Regions from separate parts of the Homo sapiens genome. Here region 2 is linked to region 1. The links are chromatin contacts, found by Hi-C or POLR2A ChIA-PET in ENCODE. All regions are on one chromosome and are shown on one strand. Each heading gives the region's core, a stretch centred on a gene start or an enhancer-like site at or near the end of the contact. The rest is flanking DNA. Distances are from core to core; before and after follow the strand shown. Region 1 overlaps PLEKHH2 (pleckstrin homology, MyTH4 and FERM domain containing H2). Region 2 overlaps PLEKHH2 (pleckstrin homology, MyTH4 and FERM domain containing H2).

Region 1 (3,762 bases), core at 848-3,347:
TCGATCTCTTGACCTCGTGATCCGCCTGCCTTGGCCTCCCAACATGAAGAACTTTTAAAGCAGAAAACAGAACTAAGAGGTAGGGACTGTCATGTAAATCTCTAAGGAAGTGAAAGGAACAGGAATAATATTTTGGTATGATTACAATCACACAGCTATTTTACATATATAAAATATATGCAAGAGTCTACTCATGTATATTTTATTAAGAATTAAAAATATGTGTATTTACACATTGACATATAGGCAAACAAATGTTGAACCTTAATTTATCAAGATTTTCACAATCACATTTTAAATTTCTTAACTTCTGTAATCACTTTTAAAGTAACCTCACATTTTAAAAAAACACAATTCAGTAGTATTTTTTCATTCAAGTTCCATAAGCTACTAAGCAGTTTACAGATTTTAAAAATATTTCATAAAAGAGAAACAATAAGATTGAAAGATATAAACAAACTATTTCTTTCACTTGCCAGCAGCTATAACATAAAATTCAATGGAACATTTATACAATGATTCATTTGCCTTTACAGAAAACTACCTGGGAGTTGCAAGCCACATTTCATGAGTCACTACAATTGGAGATTTAGAATATATTAAATAAAATCAAGGACTTAGGTAATTATTTATAAAAGTATCCAGCAATTTTTAAAAATATGTATTAACATTTAAGGGACATATTAGAACAATGCCACTCTTGTGACACTGCTTTTTATTTGACTCAGACAAGTAACAGTTGCTATAATATCTTCATTTTTCATAGAATAAACAAAAATGTAGACCTATAGGGACCTCAGTGATTGTCATGGCTAAGGCCCAAGGAGACTAAGGCCCAGAGATTAAAGGATTTGTCCAAAGTCAAAGAGTTAGGCAGGGGCAATGTTGGAACACAAGTCTCAGGCTCCCAGGACCAGGGCCAGTGTGCCAGGCACTGTCCTAGATGCTAGGGATAGAGCAAACAACAAAAATATTGGCTCTCGTGGAACAAATTCTAGCGGAAGGAGACCACTGACAAACAGGCAGTAGGTGGTATGGAACAATAAAACATAGAGCAGACTAAAGGGAATAAAAAGAGCTGGCAACAGAAGAAAGACAAAGGGCTGCAATTTGAGTGGTGTGGTCAGGGTGGACCTCATTGAGAAAGCAGCGTTTGCTGATGGAGGTGAGGGAGTCAGCTATACGGACATCTAGGGGAAGAATACCAGCTGGAGGAAACAGCAGTGCCAAGGTCCTGAAATGCAAGCATGCCTGGCATGTCTCAGAACAGCAAGAGGGCCAGTGAGACTGGAGCTGAGTACAGAGAAGAAAGGAGATGAGGTCAAGTACGTGACCGAATCCTGGAACACCTTATAGCCGTTGTGAGGAGCCACTGCAGTGTTTCCAGCAAAAGTGTGTCATAACCTGATTCTGGCTGTAGCGGGGCAAGTTGAGAGCAAGAAGACCAGTGGAAGCTCAAAATATGAAACCAAGGAAGGCTGAGCAGCTCCAGTTGAAGCCGAGGGGATTGGAAGTATCCAGAGGTTCCATGGAACACAGTTTGAAAGCCAACAGACACACCATGCTGCATTAAGGGCTTTTTATAACATACAGATGTCATTTGGTGGAATTAGATCTCTCTGTAACCACTACCTACACACAGAATGTCTTCAAAATCCACTAAAAATCATAGACATATTCCAAGTAAATGTTGTTCTCCACTTTAACATCAGATTAATTGACAAATTTTAAGGTATATTTTCTGCCAGTTAGCAGTGTAACAACTTTAGCTGAAATAAGTCTATTTCACAAATGCCAAGAAAGAAACCTCATTTTGGCCAATTATCTCACTTCATTCCAACAATAAAGTGATCTCCCTCTCACAGACAATAAAAAGCTGAAAAAAAAAAACTATATAATTTGTCTGAAATCACAGAGAATTAAGAAGAGAATTAGGAATATAAACATATCAGTCATAGGCTAAAGTTCTTTTCACTAGGGTCTGAAGCAAGTTCTTGGATTTAAAAAATAATCCTGTAATGGAGATAAAATTCCCAATTAATATTCAGAATGATCTGGAGTTGCCTCATATGCCTGCGATTTTCCCTCACCTCGTTTCATGGCTCTGGGGCTGCCTGGCCCACTCCTACTGCGTGAGTCTGACTCTGACGTCCGGGAGCTGGATCTGGAGCTGTCTTCTTCCTCTGACCCAGATGAGTCATCCAGGAAAGGGCTGCTACTTATTTGGGTCGCCTTCTAAAGAAAAGTGGAACAACCTCCCTGTATCCATCCCTAATGTTACCACTCATCCAAGAAAAGGCTGCTAGTTATTAGGGTCGCCTCCTAAAGAAAAGCAGAGCAACCTCCCTGTATCCATCCCTAAGGTTATCACTCTTTTTAGATAACAGAAAGTTTTACAGGAAGAAGTCATAGCATAGAATTTTTTTTTTTTTTTTTTTTGAGGTGGAGTCTTGCTCTTGTCACCCAGGCTGGAGTGCAATGACATGATCTCGGTTCACTGCAACCTCCGCCTCCCAGGTTCAAGCGATTCTCCTGACTCAGCCTCCTGAGTAGCTGGGATTACAGGCACCTGCCACCACGCCCGGCTAATTTTTATATTTTTAGTAGAGACAGGGTTTCGCCATGTTGGCCAGGCTGGTCTCGAACTCCTGACCTCGTGATCCGCCCGCCTCGGCCTCCCAAAGTGCTGGGATTACAGGCGTGAGCCACCGTGCCCAGCCAGCATATGATTTTTAAAAGGAATTTGGGAATGTATTTTGCTGTTATCAAAATCATGTTGTTAAACCCTGAATTCTAATAAGCAATTATAAAAGATGCCTGAAAATATAAGGTTGTCAATACCTGCAATCCTTCTTTTAATTAATACTTCAAGCAAGGAAGGGGTACCCTGGCACTGATACAAAGATCTGCCTAAATTAGGAGTTTTCATTACATTATTAATAATATGTCTCCTTTAAACAATTCATGGCCATGGGGAGGTGGGGGAATCACATGGGACACAGTAAAAACTGACTCAGACCTCTAACATTCTGATAAGTGTCTTCTGCAGACCTTTCCATTCCTTCTTTTTTATGATATGTTAACGTGAACTTGTAAAACTTTCTATAAAGGGAGAGCCTGTGTAAAATGTTAAGAATGGAATCTGGAGCTTGAATTAACAATTTCCTTGATCCATCATGAAGAGAAGCACATGTTTTAACAATAACAATAATGAGTTACCCCCTTCAAAGTTGTATACACTGGGGTGGTCATGTTCTTGTATATCAGAGATGTATAAAGTCCTGATGTAGTATAGGAAAGGGTTGCAGCAGAATCTGAAACAGAAAAACAGGAAACAACATTTTAAAAAACTTCTAATTAGCACATTGGTCTTTTTCTTATGAATACAAATGAGCATAATCTCCATTTAAAAAGCAATTCGATTAATACATGATTACTAACTGTATAGTCTACTTTACAGATTATGGCATTTACAGGTTTATTTATACACTTTTTTACATGGTTCATTATTTCCTCATGTGTGCTAGTTCCCCAACTAGACTGCAAGCTCTTTGAGAGCAAGAACCATAGCTTTTATTTCCTTGAAATCTCCATGCATGCTTTGCTCAGGCTGGGCAGAACTAAGTACAGGCAACTGCTTACCAACCAATTCAGTAAGCAGTACATAGGAAGATATTCTCTGACTATTCATAACCCTATTACCAGCATGGTATCAAAACCACTGTTCTGGTGGGGCATGGTGGTTCCCATCTGTAATCCCAG
Region 2 (3,762 bases), core at 897-3,396, 51 kb before region 1:
CAACTCTAGTGTCCACTGACAGGTGAATGGATAAACAAAATGTGGTATATATATACCTACAGTGGAATGTTATTCTGCCTCAAAAGGGAAGGAAATTTTGACACATGTTACAACATGGATGAACCTTGAAGACATTACACTAAGTGAAATAAGCCAATAACAAAAGCACAAATATTATATGATTTCTCTTACCTGAAGTTCCTAAAGTAGTCAAATGCATAGAGACAGAAAGTAGAGTGGCAGTTGCCAGGGCTGGGAGGAGGAGGGAGGACTGGGGAGTTAGGTACAGTTTCAGTTTGGGAAAATAAAAAAGTGTTTAGATGAATGGTGGTGACAGCAACACAACAATGAGAATGTACTTAATGCCACAGAACTATACACTTAAAAATGGTTACAATGGGCCAGATGCGGTGGCTCACGCCTGTAATCCCAGCACTTTGGGAGGCCGAGGCGGGTGGATCACTTCAGATCAGGAGTTCGAGACTAGTCTGGCCAAAATGGTGAAACCCTGTCTCTACCAAAAATATAAAAATTAGCTGAGCGTGGTGGTGTGCGCCTGTAATCCCAGCTACTTGGAAGGCTGAAGCGTGAGAATCGCTTGAACCTGGGAGGCGGAGGTTGCAGTGAGTCAAGATTGCACCACTGCACTCCAGTCTGGGTGACAGAGTGAGACTCCGTCTCAAAAAAAAAAAAAAAAAAAAAGGTTAAAGGGTAAATTTCATTATGTGTATTTTACCACACACAGAAAACAGGATGCCATGAAGCAACAAAGGAGGTGTCGCTTGTTATAAAGAAAGAAAAGTGAGCAAAAAAGATGCTTGTCACGTAATTTGAAAAGCAATATTATTATTTAATAATATTTTGTGCCAGCAAGCACATTTTATCAGAACAGAAAAGGGTATTTAATATTACTTCCAATGCTGAAGTTAGAATTAAAATCCATGCTGCTCTACAGTTCAAATCTATTCCTTGTAATTTTAAAAAGTAACGTTCAACTTCCCGTAAGTACATTAATTTTATAGATGTTTAAGAATACTAACTTTATCATCTTTTTCTTAATTAGTATACAGCTTTCAGTTCCACTAGAAAAAAATTAATTCTCACCTATCAATAATATAGTCACTCATAGAATCAGAGTTAGAAGATACCTTAGATTTTACTTTTCTAATCTAAGTATTTCATTAACAGATGAGGAAAAGTGAGGTCCAGAGAGGTAACCTGACTTGCCCAAAGTTGCACAGCTATTCAGCAATATTTATTAAGTGATAATTATTAATTACGTGCAAAGCACTACAGTAGGTACAAGAGGAAGATTTTAGGATCAGTGAGTTTATAGTTTCAAGGAGCATGCAATTTAATAGTGAGTATAAAACAAACACACAGAAAAATATAACACAAGGCAAGATGTATCTTAAGAGCCTGAGAAAGTACAAAGAGACATGTTTCAACAGAAAGAAAAGGAATCAAAAGGCATAATTTTTCCCTTGGGGAAAGGGCTGGCCATCCCTGGGCAGGGTGGGTCTCCTTCCTCAGTGTTCCTGCAGCAGTCTGTTCATGTGACTCATAGTGATATTTGCCATACAGTGGTTTGTTTATAGGCCTGTTGTTACAAAGTAAAATAGTCCTGGAAGTTCATGTACAATCCATCTGAAACAATAGGTTATGTATCCCTAGAGCTTAGCTCAATGTTTAGCAGACAGAACTTAGTAAATACTAATGAGCAAATGAGTGACAGAGTAAACATGTGCATGGATGAATGAATGAACAGAAGAATGCAGAGTTCAGCTGTGGTTTAGGACTCATGATTCACCTAATGAGTCCAAGAAATGATTTAGGGTGGGAAAAGTTGGGCAGAGAGGAAAAGATAGAGAAGCTTTTCTGCCCTTTCTCTAGTGTCTCTTCATTGTTTTCTTTACATTATTGGATATTTCTTCATTTTTTACAAAAGCCAAGGATACTAAGTCTGGGGTAAATCTGGTCAACTATGTACACAAAGGTTTTCATTATGCATCTCTCTCCCATTCTTTCTTACTTTTGCAAGAAACAACTTGGCACCAAAGAATGGCCACTTCCTGGCTACTGTCAAATAAATGCGCACACAGTCAGCAGCACTGTGTCCCCGGAGGGCCATCCATCTGGTTGAAAGTCGCTGGCAAAGCTGCCTAAAAAAAAAGAAAAGAACAAAAACAAAAACACTAAAGCAAAAACATAAACAGTGTGTCATAGTCTTAAGATAAAACTCTCCTTGAGCCAATCCTAAGCATAACTGTGATCCCTAGGCATAACCCAGGTAAAGATTTTGTGACTCTCATCACACCACTGTCCATCACTTGTCCTTTCTGGAATATTCCTTTCACCAAATTCTCATACTATTCGTGTTTTCGGCATGAACTAGGTACCCACAGCAGGTCCATTTTTAAAATCTGAATATCTACCATCAAAACTTAGCGTAAATTAGTTTAAAAGATAATTTCTCATGGGAATATTTTCATTTTAAAAGAAAAGTACAGGCCCGGTGCAGTGGCTCACGCCTGTAATCCCAGCACGTTGGGAGGCCGAGGCGGGAGGATCACCTGGGGTCAGGTGTTTAAGACCAGCCTGGCCAACGTGGTGAAACCCCGTCTCTACTAAAAATACAAAAATAAGCCAGGCATGATGGCGGGTGCCTGTAATCCCAGCTACTCGGGAGGCTGAGGTGGGAGAATCACTTGAACCCGGGAGGTGGAGGTTGCAGCGAGCCGAGATCACCCCATTGCACTACAGCCTGGGTGGCAGAGCAAGACTCTGTCTTAAACAAAAACAAAAACAAGTAGTAGAGCCCAAAGATGAATCCCTGATGGTAGAATTTTAGGTCCTCCCACCCCTGGCTTGGAGAGATGTTAGATGCAAGGTGAAACTTGTCAAATCAAATTACAAAGGCAAGCACTTATTCTACATAGACAAAAGGCTGATCTTAAATGTTTCTATTTTGGAAAAGCTCACGATAAATTGGATTTGCCTCTATTTCTAAATCTAATCAGCTTCTCTTTATATATTCTCTGAAATTGAAACTCCAAATTGAGGTAAATTAGAAACTTTTATATTAAAAAGTCTTTTGTAAGAAGATAGTTTATTTTTATTTCAACTTATTCATAATAGAATATACAAAATATAATTTTTTGGTATGTACTTCATAAAATTAAACATATTATTGGCCAATTTTTTTCTCTTATTTATTATCAGGGTTGTTCTGGACAAGAATGAAAAAGATCAATTAAAAAGTACATCTAAAGCCTTTTTTTTTAATTAAAGAAAGTTTAAATATAGATTCTAAAGCTTCTGGGCTTATCTTAAATAAAAATATTGGCTGGGCACAGTGGCTCACGCCTCTAATCCCAGCACTTTGGGAGGCTGAGACAGGCAGTTCATGAGGTCAGGAGATCGAGACCATCCTGGCTAACACGGTGAAACCCCATCTCTACTAAAAATACAATAAATTAGCTGGGTGTGGTGGCGGGCGCCTGTAGTCCCAGCTACTTGGGAGGCTGAGGCATGAGAATGGCTGTACCCGGGAGGCGGAGCTTGCAGTGAGCCGAGATTGGGCCACTGCACTCCAGCCTGGGCGACAGAGCGAGACTCCGTCTCAAAAAAAAAAAAAAAGAAAGAAAAAAAATCTATAATCTCCTGTGGCTCAATCATGTTAAAAAAATCTTGAGAAAGCTGTCCAAATGTTTTTCACCTTTAAAATTTGAACACAAAAATATTACCAAAAAACTAGTATGA

The links. Hi-C counts contacts between places; a loop is a spot of excess contacts on that map. ChIA-PET counts read pairs that join two places held with the same protein, here RNA polymerase II (POLR2A).
Region 2: a loop to region 1 is called in a map of PC-3, with 4 times the contacts of the local background. The contact joins two enhancer-like sites. A Hi-C loop is called at or near these places in 2 of 168 maps with a recorded cell type or tissue (PC-3 and breast epithelium) and 1 of 37 single-sample maps with no recorded cell type. POLR2A ChIA-PET finds 5 or more read pairs at or near these places in 4 of 52 experiments (A673, PC-3, activated CD4-positive, alpha-beta T cell and 1 more).

The regions. Positions count from the first base shown.
Region 1 is chr2:43,705,874-43,709,635 of GRCh38, reverse strand. PLEKHH2 (pleckstrin homology, MyTH4 and FERM domain containing H2) reads right to left here. Exons shown (of 30, transcript NM_172069.4): 10 at 3,220-3,314; 11 at 2,091-2,235. Among named protein-coding and RNA genes, the nearest start is that of C1GALT1C1L, 31 kb to the right of the region's middle. Within about 2 kb of position 2,097, at least 5 of the 41 ENCODE cell types and tissues checked have a DNase peak (open chromatin) inside an H3K27ac peak, as active enhancers do; they include PC-3, where a contact is called at or near this core.
Region 2 is chr2:43,757,300-43,761,061 of GRCh38, reverse strand. PLEKHH2 (pleckstrin homology, MyTH4 and FERM domain containing H2) reads right to left here. Exons shown (of 30, transcript NM_172069.4): 27 at 2,033-2,162. Among named protein-coding and RNA genes, the nearest start is that of DYNC2LI1, 15 kb to the left of the region's middle. Within about 2 kb of position 2,146, at least 7 of the 41 ENCODE cell types and tissues checked have a DNase peak (open chromatin) inside an H3K27ac peak, as active enhancers do; they include PC-3, where a contact is called at or near this core.